Linked DNA regions of Homo sapiens: regions 1 and 2 are each linked to region 3. A link is a contact called in ENCODE Hi-C or POLR2A ChIA-PET data. All regions are on one chromosome and are shown on one strand. The core of a region is the stretch at or near the end of the contact, and the rest is flanking DNA. Distances in the headings are between cores, read along the strand shown. Region 1 overlaps PADI2 (peptidyl arginine deiminase 2). Region 2 has its middle 8.3 kb from the start of LINC02783. Region 3 has its middle 22 kb from the start of PADI2.

Evidence for each region. Hi-C counts contacts between places; a loop is a spot of excess contacts on that map. ChIA-PET counts read pairs that join two places held with the same protein, here RNA polymerase II (POLR2A). Pooled maps may share reads with other maps.
Region 1: a map with no recorded cell type shows a loop between it and region 3 (9-fold over the local background). The contact joins two enhancer-like sites. A Hi-C loop is called at or near these places in 1 of 37 single-sample maps with no recorded cell type and 2 of 50 pooled maps.
Region 2: a map of endothelial cell of hepatic sinusoid shows a loop between it and region 3 (3-fold over the local background). The contact joins two enhancer-like sites. A Hi-C loop is called at or near these places in 5 of 168 maps with a recorded cell type or tissue (B cell, CD14-positive monocyte, Caco-2 and 2 more), 1 of 37 single-sample maps with no recorded cell type and 3 of 50 pooled maps. POLR2A ChIA-PET finds 5 or more read pairs at or near these places in 6 of 52 experiments (AG04449, BJ, HEK293 and 3 more).

What each region holds. Positions count from the first base shown.
Region 1 is chr1:17,096,974-17,100,435 of GRCh38, forward strand. The region is part of intron 3 of PADI2 (peptidyl arginine deiminase 2); the gene reads right to left. Among named protein-coding and RNA genes, the nearest start is that of PADI2, 21 kb to the right of the region's middle. Within about 2 kb of position 2,163, at least 9 of the 41 ENCODE cell types and tissues checked have a DNase peak (open chromatin) inside an H3K27ac peak, as active enhancers do.
Region 2 is chr1:17,179,759-17,183,272 of GRCh38, forward strand. No RefSeq gene overlaps it. Among named protein-coding and RNA genes, the nearest start is that of LINC02783, 8.3 kb to the right of the region's middle. Within about 2 kb of position 2,118, at least 3 of the 41 ENCODE cell types and tissues checked have a DNase peak (open chromatin) inside an H3K27ac peak, as active enhancers do; they include CD14-positive monocyte, where a contact is called at or near this core.
Region 3 is chr1:17,140,173-17,143,476 of GRCh38, forward strand. No RefSeq gene overlaps it. Among named protein-coding and RNA genes, the nearest start is that of PADI2, 22 kb to the left of the region's middle. Within about 2 kb of position 1,304, at least 4 of the 41 ENCODE cell types and tissues checked have a DNase peak (open chromatin) inside an H3K27ac peak, as active enhancers do; they include CD14-positive monocyte, where a contact is called at or near this core.

The DNA of each region.
Region 1 (3,462 bases), core at 913-3,412, 42 kb before region 3:
CCCAGTCGTGACAGCCAAAAATGTCTCCAGATATTGTCAAATGTCCCTTGGGAGGCGAAATTGCCTTGAGTTGGAGACGGATGAGGTCGAGTAGGGATGTGGTTGGGAAGGTGTTGGGAGTGTCACACACATGACATGTGCCCGTTCCAGGTCCCCAGAGCTGCCCGAGTGGGCTCATCTCACGCTGAGCATGACTTGGACCTGGTGGGCGCTGGGTGGTAATGAATGCATTCCTGGTTAGTCCCCGTGGCAGGCACACCCTCTGCCTGGAGGGCATGGAAAGGAGGGTCCTGGCACACGAAGTGCACTGATGTCACCCTTCTCTGGGCCAACCAAGCCCAGAGTCCAGAGATCACATTCAGGTCCTCCCTTTGCCTATAGCCTGCATACCCTAGACCTGCATGTGACTTTTCCAGTCTAGAAGGAGGCTGCAAGGGCGCCTGGCCCTTGAGAGAGGCAGTCTTGTGTGTCCCAGCCTCTGCAGCTGTGCGGTGAGTTAGGTGCTGTAAGGCATAATTTGTAACCTCCTCCCTCCGATCGCATTCACTCCACATTTCACTGCTGAGGAGCTACTGCTCCGGGAGCTGTACCAGGCAACGGGCAATGGAGGCACAGCACCTGCTCTCAAGGCGTCCACAGTCCCATGAGATGAATAGCATTGCTCTCGTTTCACAGGGCAGCAAACCCAGGTTCAGAGAAGCCACTTGTCAGCAAATCGGGCTGGTAATCTGGGAGGCTGGTGCAGGATAAGGACCCCAGGGGAAAGAAGGGAAGGCGGTACCACCAGGGGCTAAGAGCCTGGGGTGCAGGGGCAGGAATAATACTGGTTTTGGTTCCTGGACCTTTGTGAACTTTCCAGCCGGTCACGTCCACTGAATGCTGCCTTTCAGGGAGCTGGCTTCCTGAAACTCCTCCCTCGGAAGGAGCCGCAGGTCCAGCCTCTTTAGGGAGCCACTCTGTCCTTTTCAAGGTAAAAATTTCTCCCCTGCGGGCATCCTGCTCTGCAGCTGCACAGCGTTTTCCAAGGTGTGTTCTCTCGGCCACTCCAGGGGAGGCGTGACCACCCCCACCCCCTAACGATACAGATGAGGAAACCCAGGCCCGCAGCAGGGAAGTGACCACCGAAGTTCCCAGAACGCAGAGCCAGGCTCTCAGCAGGGCCTCGGACTCCGGCTGCCTGCTCTCTGCTGTTCCCTGCAATGAACCCAGGCTGACCTCCCTGCAAGCTGTTTCCAAAAGCCCAGCCCAAAGTCAAAGACACAAGACTTGCTCCCTTGAAGGTCATTCCCAGAGGAAGTGCCCATTTCCCCACCTTGGTAGCCCTGCGGCCTTCGTCTCTAGGCCGTAAGGTGACATTACATTGGGACTCCTTGTGGCGAGTCCATTAAAGCAGTGGGGCCGTGGGCTAGGAGAGAAATTATGGTGCAGTCTATACTGCTTCATTTCATTATGAATTCTTAAATGGAAACATTTTATTCATGTAATATTTGGACATAGTACAAACAAAATCAAATAAAATAGTAACACACTGTTTCTAAAGAAAGACAGCAGTTCCTTGTCCAGCCCTTCTTCTCAGCTGCCTAAGGCAACCTCTCTCATGCTTATTGCGATTTCCTGATTTACTGAATTCAGACAGGTTTCGTTACCTTCCTGTTACGAAATGTGGGCATTTCACAGTGTGGCTCCCTTATCGTCCTCCCAGCCTCTCACAGGGCTTCATAACTCCTCTCTGATGACCCATGACCTGTCCCCATAATCCACTGAAATGACCTTCTGGCCCCTTCACCCTCAGAGACCGCCCACCCTGTAGTCATGCCCATGGGACTTCGCCCCTGCAAGGCTTCCCCCAATGTCTGATTTAACTAGATTCCAGTGGGATGCTGCGGGTAGGGGCAGAGAACAGGGCTGGTGTGACCTGCCCAGAGCATTGCCTCTTGGGATGGCTCTGCCTTCCCGAGGGGGAGGAGGGAGAGGAGCTCTGCTTCAGGGCCTCCAGGCTCCAGACGACATTTCCCAGAGGCTCTGGATCCCACCTCAGTTCCCCAGAATAGCCCCAAGGCGTCAGGTGGCTCCTGGGTGTGGGGCAGATTGACGGGAAATGTCCCTAGGATTGGGTTCAAGGCAGTCTGCCCTGAGAATGAAGACACTGAAGCCTCAGCTCTGACCGAGAGGCACAAGCATTTTGGAGGGTCGCCAGAGAGTGGCAGGGTGCCTGGCCTTCTTGCCTTACTAAGCAGCTTGAGATGTTATGGGAAGGAAGGACACCCTCCCCCACAGCCAATCAGGGCAAGTATCCCAGCCTCTGGGGAGAAGGCATAGGATCAAGCCCCTTAGGTTGATGTTAAAATTTTCTGGGGCCCGCATATGTGTACTCCTTCCACTGCCAGGACCTCAAATAGGGTGGGATTCTTCCTCCCTCCCCACACCTCACCTCTTGCTCTCCCCCATCCCTCCCAAAAAATGGAAGTCTTTGCAAATCAACCCTAACCAGGGTCTTGAAGGTCCTTAGGGATTAATTAGCTCAAACCCCTTATTTTATAGTTTGTAAAAAGTGAGTCCTAGTGGGGGTGGTTACTTGTTAAGGTCACACAGCAAGTCCTTGGCGGGATTGGGACAAAGACCCAGAGCCTGATCTGGCCAAAGGAATCATGAATTTGCTCCCAAATCCCAGAAGGAAGAAGGAGAGACCATACATTTCTTTAACTTCACCCAGGCAGAGAGAAAATGCGGCCACCTCAAGAGCAAGAGAGAAAAGCAGGCGGAGCATTGACTAAGCACCCACTCTGTGCCGGGCCCTTCGCACACAACATCCCACTGAATCCTTGTAAACACCATGCAAGGCTGCTCTGTGAAGCGCATTTTATAGATGAGGAAGCCAAGGCTCAGGGGGATGATGTGACTTGTCACAAGCTGGCTGGAGGGGACAGAGAAAGATCTTAGGCTTACTTCTGTCTACCCAGAAGCCAAGGCTCTTTCTGCTCAATGTGGACTCAGGATAGGACCAGGGTGAGAGAGATTCAGATACATTTTTGTGCCCAGGGGACAGTCCCAGCCTCTCAAGATATTGGGGTTGGGGGGGGGCTTGCCTCTGAGGCGCTGCCCCTGAGTGATTGATTACTCAGGATGACGGGCTCAAGGGCTCCTGGGGCAGATGCTCGAGAAAAGAGAAAACCTAGAAGGGACAGAGAGAACAGTGGTCCCCAAGGGAAACCAGATTTTCACCAGGGTCTCTGTTGGAACAGGAAACAGAAGTTCAATGGTGTTAGTTTCTTTTTGCAATTGAATGACTGTCTCTTATTCTGTTTTTTGTTTTGTTTTGTGTTATTTTTGAGACAGAGTCTCATTCTGTCGCCGAGGCTGGAGTGCAGTGGCACTGTGTCAGCTCACTGCAACCTCTGTCTCCTGGTTTCAAGCAATTCTCCTGCCTCAGCCTCCTGAGTAGCTGGGATTACAGGCGTCCAC
Region 2 (3,514 bases), core at 868-3,367, 40 kb after region 3:
TTCCTCTATTTTATTATTTTTTTTATTTCCGTAGGTTTTTGGGGGAACAGGTGGAGTTTGGTTACATAAATAAGTTCTTTAGTGGTGGTTAGTGAGATTTCGGTGCACCCATCACCTTAGCAGTATGCACTGTACCCAATTTGTAGTCTTTTATCCCTCACCCCACTCCCACCCTCTCCCTTAAGTCCCCAAAGTCCATTGTATCATTCTTATGCCTTTGCATCTTTATAGCTTGGCTCTCACTTATGAGTGAGAACATATATGTTTGGTTTTCCATTCCTGAGTTACTTCGCTTAGAATAATGGTCTCCAATTCCATCCAGGTTGCTGTGAATGCCATTATTTCATTCATCTTTATGGCTGAATAGCATTCCATGGTGTATATATATTTACATATATCACAATTTCTTTATCCACTCATGGATTGATGGGCATTCAGGCTGGGTCCAAATTTTTGCAACTGTAAATTGTGCTGCTATAAACATGAGTGTACAAGTATCTTTTTCTCAGGGAATTAAATCTAAGACCTGAAACCACAAAAATTCCAGAAGATAACATCAGAAAAACCTTTCTAGACACTGACTTAGGCAAAGACTTCATGACCAACAACCCAAAAGCAAATGCAACAAAAACAATGATATACAGGTGAGATTTAATTAAACTAAAAAGTTTCTGCATAGCAAAAGAAACAATCAGCAGAGTAAACAGACAATCCACAGAATGGGAGAAAATCTTCACAATCTATACATCCAACAAAGGACTAATATCCAGAATCTACAATGAACTCAAACAAATTAGCAAGAAAAAAACAAACAATCTCATCAAAAATGGGCTGAGGACATGAATAGATAATTCTTAAAAGAAGATTTACAAATGGCCAACAAACATGTGAAAAAAATCTCAACATCACTAATGATCAGGGAAATGCAAATCAAAACCACAATGTGATATCACCTTACTCCTGAAAGAATGGCCATAAAAAAAAAAAAGATGTTAGTAGAGATGTGGTGAAAAGGGAACACTTTCACACTGCTGGTGGGAATGTAAACTAGTACAACCACTGTGGAAAACAGTGTGGAGATTCCTTAAAGGACTGAAAGTAGAATTACCATTTGATCCAGCAATTCCGATACTGGGTATCTACTCAGATGAATTAGTAATTTAAAAACTCCTGAAAAGAAATCTCCTGGCCCAGATTGTTTCACTAGAGAGTCCTACCAAATGTTTAAAGAATGTACACCAATTCTGCACAATCTTTCCAGAAAACAGAAGAGGAGAGGTCATTTCTCAATTTATTTTATCAAACTAGTAATACCCTGACATCAAAAGATATGAAGCTAAAATTTATTGAACTGCAAGAACTGGACAAATTTACTAATATAGTGGGAGATTTTAACATGTCTCAATAATTGATAAAGCTGACAAAAAAATTAGTAGTCAATAGGAGATCTCATGAACACAAATAAAGCTCCATCCAATCAACGTATAGGTGACCCTGCATGGGCCATGACACATTTTTCTCAAGCACATAAAACATACATGAAAACTGACTTAGGTGGGTATTGGCAAAAGCAAGTCTCAACAAAATTGAAATAAAGTGTATCATCCAGACCACATCCTCTAACTCTAAAGCAATTAACTTAGAACTCAGCAAGGATAATAAGAAAACCCTATTCATCTGGAAATTTTAAAAACCAGTCATTTAAATAACTCATTGATCAAAGGAGACATTGCAATGGCAATTCCGAACTGAGCAGTAGAAAGGTCACATATGAAAACTCATGGACTCAACTAAAATTGTGCTTAGAAAGAAATGTATAGTCTTGAATGTTTACAGTAGGGACGAAGAATGGCAGAAAGTGAATGAACTAAGCGCCAAACTGGAGAATTTAGAAAAATAATGAAATTAACCCCCCAAAAGGAAAGATAAATGTAAAAGTGGGAATTGGTGAAAAAAATAGGACTAAAACAAAAATCCAAAAGTTGGTTCTTGGAAAAGATTAATTAAATGGATGAACTTTTGGCAAGGTTCAATGGGAAAAAGAGAAGTCTTAAATAAAGGAACTTAACAAGACAGGCACACAAGAGCGTAACCTTGTGTTACACTCAGGAAACGGAGAGAAGCCACCACAGGAAACGGAAGAAGCCACCTCTGTTTCTGGAGGAGACTGGTACCATCTCAGACCTACTAGCCCTTGGGGGACCCCAAGAGAGGGGACACCCATCTCCTGCAATATTTTGGGGAGCCAAGCTTGTACCTGCAAACACACAGAGCCCAGGCCTCCAGAAAAGTGTCTGCATCCTCCCTGAAGGAGCCCCAGGCCAGCAGCCCCTTCCTGTCACATTCCCCTCCTCCCCAGAGGTAGAAGGGCTGTCAATCTATCACAGCGCTGCAGCTGCACCGGCGTTTCCCAAAGTGGCTGCACCATTTACATTCCAACCAGCAGTGTATGAGGCTTCCAGCTTCTTCAACTCCTTGTCAACACTTGTTGTGGTCTGCCTTTTTGATTATAGTCATTCTAGTGAGTGTGAGGTAGTATCTCATTGCAGTTTTGATTTTCATTTCCCTACTGACTAATGGTATGGAGTATCTTTCATGGGCTTATTGGCCATTTGTATATCTTCTTTGGAGAACTATCTACCCAAATTCTTTGTCCACTTTGTAATCTTTTCATTGTTGAGTGATAAGCATTCTTTACATATTCTGGACACTAGAGCCTTATTGCATTCACAATTTGCAAATATCTTCTCCCCACTGGGGATGGTCTTTTCGCTTTCTTGATATTGTCCTTTGAAGCATCAAAATTTTAAATTTTATTTATTTATTTATTTATTTTTGAGACGGGGTCTCGCTCTGTTGCCCAGGCTGGAGTGCAGTGGCACGATTTCGGCTCACTGCAAGCTCCGCCTCCCAGGATCATGCCATTCCCCTGCCTCAGCCTCCTGAGTAGCTGGGACTACAGGCACCTGCCACCACTCCCGGCTAATTATTTGTATTTTTAGTAGAGACAGGGTTTCACAGTGTTAGCCGGGATGGTCTCGATCTCCTGACCTCATGATCCTCCTGCCTCAGCCCCACAAAGTGCTGGGATTACAGGCGTGAGCCACCGTGCCTGGCCCAAAGTTTTAAATTTCGATGAAGTCCAATTTATGCGTTTTTCCTTTAGTTGCTAAAATTAAATTTATGAGACTGACATGCTGCCTACTGCACTGAGGAAGCAACTTAAATTTAAATTAAAAGAATGTATATGCCAAGAAATGTGGAAATTTAGATAAAAATGACAAGTTTCTTGGAAAATCTAACTTATCCACACAACCCGTGTGGTGTTCTGATAAATATTTAACAATTGGCTTTCCAAACCAACCAACCTAATGCCGCACACATAAAAGCCCCTTTCGTGTAGTGCTAACCAGTTTCCATGGTGTAAATACTCCCACCATGGCCAGTGTGACATCCCTGAGTGTGGTGTTGGGAAGAGATGTGCATTATCTGCTCTCCAGAGCCAGCCTCCAGT
Region 3 (3,304 bases), core at 54-2,553:
CTTTTCTTATAAAGCCACCAGTTCCTCTCCCATGATCACTTAATGGATCAATTGATGGGTTACCTATTAACCCATTAATTCACTAATCCATGACTGGATTAACCCATTCATAAGGGCAGAGCCCTCATGACCCAATCACCTCTTAAGGGCCCCACCTCTCAGTACAGCCACATTGGGGATTAAATTTCAACATGAGTTTTGGAAGAGACAAATATTCAAACCATAGCAACAGGCCTGGCTTGTGGGTGGAGATGGGGGTTAGGGGTGGTTCTGAGTCAGGTTTGAACGGGAAAAGCTGGGAGGAAACAGTCAAGTGCATTTGCAGGGAAGCCCACACAAAGTTTCAGATAAAAGTTTGAGCATTTGAGTTGGTATTTGTTGGCATGCAACTAAGTGGGACTACAGGTCCAGTTCCATGACTGCTATGAAGCCAGGGTAAAACAAGAATTGGGTTGGCCAACTTTTTCTATAAACAGCCAGAGAGTAAATATTTTAGATATTATGGAGCGAGACATGTATTAAAATCTTTTGGCACAGATGCAGTGTCATTGCCTAATAAGCACAATGTCTTGCTATCTAACTGGATAACAAAATAATGCACACTTCGCTGGGCCTTAAAAATGTGACACTCCACCATTGATGGATAAATAGATAAACAAAATGTGGTATATGCATACATAGAATATTATTCAGCCTTAAAAAGGAAGGAATGGCTGGAAGCAGTGGCCAACACTTCAGGAGGCTGAGGCGGGTGGATCACATGAGGCCAGGAGTTTGACACCAGCCTGGCCAACATGGTGAAACCCCATCTCTACTAAAAAAAAAGACAGAAAATTAGCTGGGTGTGGTGTCACACACCTGTAACCCCAGCTACTTCGGAGGCTGAGGCACGAGAATCGTATGAACCTGGCAGGCGGAGGTTGCAGTGAGCCGAGATTGTGTCATTGCACTCCAGCCTGGGGGGCAGAGCGAGACTCTATCTCAAAAAAAAAAAAAAAAGAAAGGAAGGAAGGGAATTCTGACACATGGTATGATGTAGATGAACCTTGAGGACATCATGCTCAATGAAATAAGCCAGTCACCAAAGGATAGATATCATAGAATTCTACTTCTATGAGGTACTTAGACTAGTCAAAATCATAGAGACAGAAAGTAGGGTGAAATAAAATTTACTGGAGGCCATTGTTTTGGACTAAGCTCCTGTACTAGACCCCAGAGTGGAGTCACTCATGTTAGGTGCCACGTAATCAAACTGACCCTTAAAACAGTCAGCTTTAAAAAAAACAAACAGATTTACAGCAACCAGCAGAGAAGGTCCCAGTCAACCTGAGCTGATGTGATAAGGAAGTCCCCTCTGCTTTCATCCTACAAGAAAAGTAACTTTGAAATGCCCAGTCTACTCTTTGTTCCTTGTTTCTGTTCCCCTTCTGCCACTTTGTGCCCCCAAAGACAACCCCCTCTTCTCATTGGGATGTCTTTTTCTATTTCATCAATGGGATGCTGCCTAATTAATGAATCAATAATAAAAGCCAATGAGTCAACTCAATTCATTGAAATGTTATTTTTTGACAGTGGAATGGTAGTTGCCTGGGGCTGGAGGAGAGGGGAGAATGGGGAGTTCTTGTTTAATGGGTAAAGGGTTTCAGTTTTTCAAAATGAAAAGAGTTCTGGAGACGGATGGCATTGATGGTTGCACAATGACGTGAATGTACCGAACGCTGCTGAGCTATCTAGTTAAAAATAGAGAAGATGGTAAATTTTATGTTGCGTGTATTTTGCCACATGATTATCATGTATTTTTAAAAAGTACAACATTGGAAGTCCACTCTTCTTGTTTTGACATGACGTGTATGCACTGGTTATAAAAAAAGAAAATACTGCCCCACAGCGATGTGCATGCTGTCGACTTGGAGCTGTGGCATGTGGTTCGTAGTGTGCTGAGCAGCCACACAAAGAGATGAGAGCAGTGACTCTCGGTGCCTACTACTGAGCTCTGCCATTGTAGCAGGAAAGCAGCCCAGATAAATGTAACACACGGGCCTGGCTGTGTCCCCATAAAACTTTATTTGTGGACACTAAAACTGAATTTCATTTAATTTTCATGAGAATGTCACAAGATTTTCTTCTTTCAGTTTTTTTTCTCCAACCATTAAAAAAAAATGTAAAAACCATTCTTAGTTCATTCACGGTAGTTGCCGACCCCTGGTCTAAAACATCACATTTCTTGATCATTTGGCCAATTTTTTTTTTCTGAGAATTGACTGTAATTCTATTTAGTAGGAAGGCTCTTTGGAAGGGGTGATATTTGAAGGGAGACTCAAAGGAGGAGGAGAAGAAAGCAGCTTGAAAAGCCAAGAAACCAATATTCCAGGCAGAGGGAAGAGTAAGACAAAAGTGTTTATGCCAGAATGAATCTACCAAACTCAAACTCAGGGACATTCTATAAAATAACTTGCCTGGATTCCAAAAATGACAAAGTCATGAAACAGACAACTGAGGAACTGTTCCACATTAAAAGAAACTACAGAGACATAATGATTGGAGGCAATATATGATATTGGATTTACTTTTGCTAAAACGGGCACCATGTTGACAATTGGTGAGATCCCAAGGAGATCTGTGGATTAGATAGTAGTATTGTATCAGTGTTAATTCCTGACTTTGATTCTTGTACTTTGGTTATCTAAGATAATTCCATACTTTTAGGAAATATACACTCAAGTATTTATGGTAAAGAATATCATGCCTGCAATTTGCCACTAAGTGGTTCAGAAAAATATATACATATGTAGTATAAAAGTATAAAACTATTATATATGCACATGTGTGTATATATACACACATATACGTATGTATGCATACATATGTACATATATCCATATGTATGTGTATGTATGTACATATATCCATATGTGTATATATACACACACAGATACATACATGTGTGAGTGTATATATATATATTTTGGGAAGAGAGAGAGAAACAGAGAGAGAGGGAGAGGGAGAATCCTAGTGTAGTAAGATGATATTTGGGGAATCTAGGTGATGTGGATGATGGGTAGGGTATCTGGGAATTCTTTGTATTATTGTTGCAGTTTTTCTGTAAGTCTGAAATTATGTCAATAGAAAAGATTAAAACAAAGTATAGGATTGATCATTCTATTTTATATGTCTCTTGATCAATATTGAGAAAAAGCCTTCTAAAAAAAGATGGTACTACTTATCTTCTCACCAATGGCAAATGAGAGTGTTTGTTTCTCTATATCTATGCCAATACTGAGTATAATTAATCTTTTGAATCTTT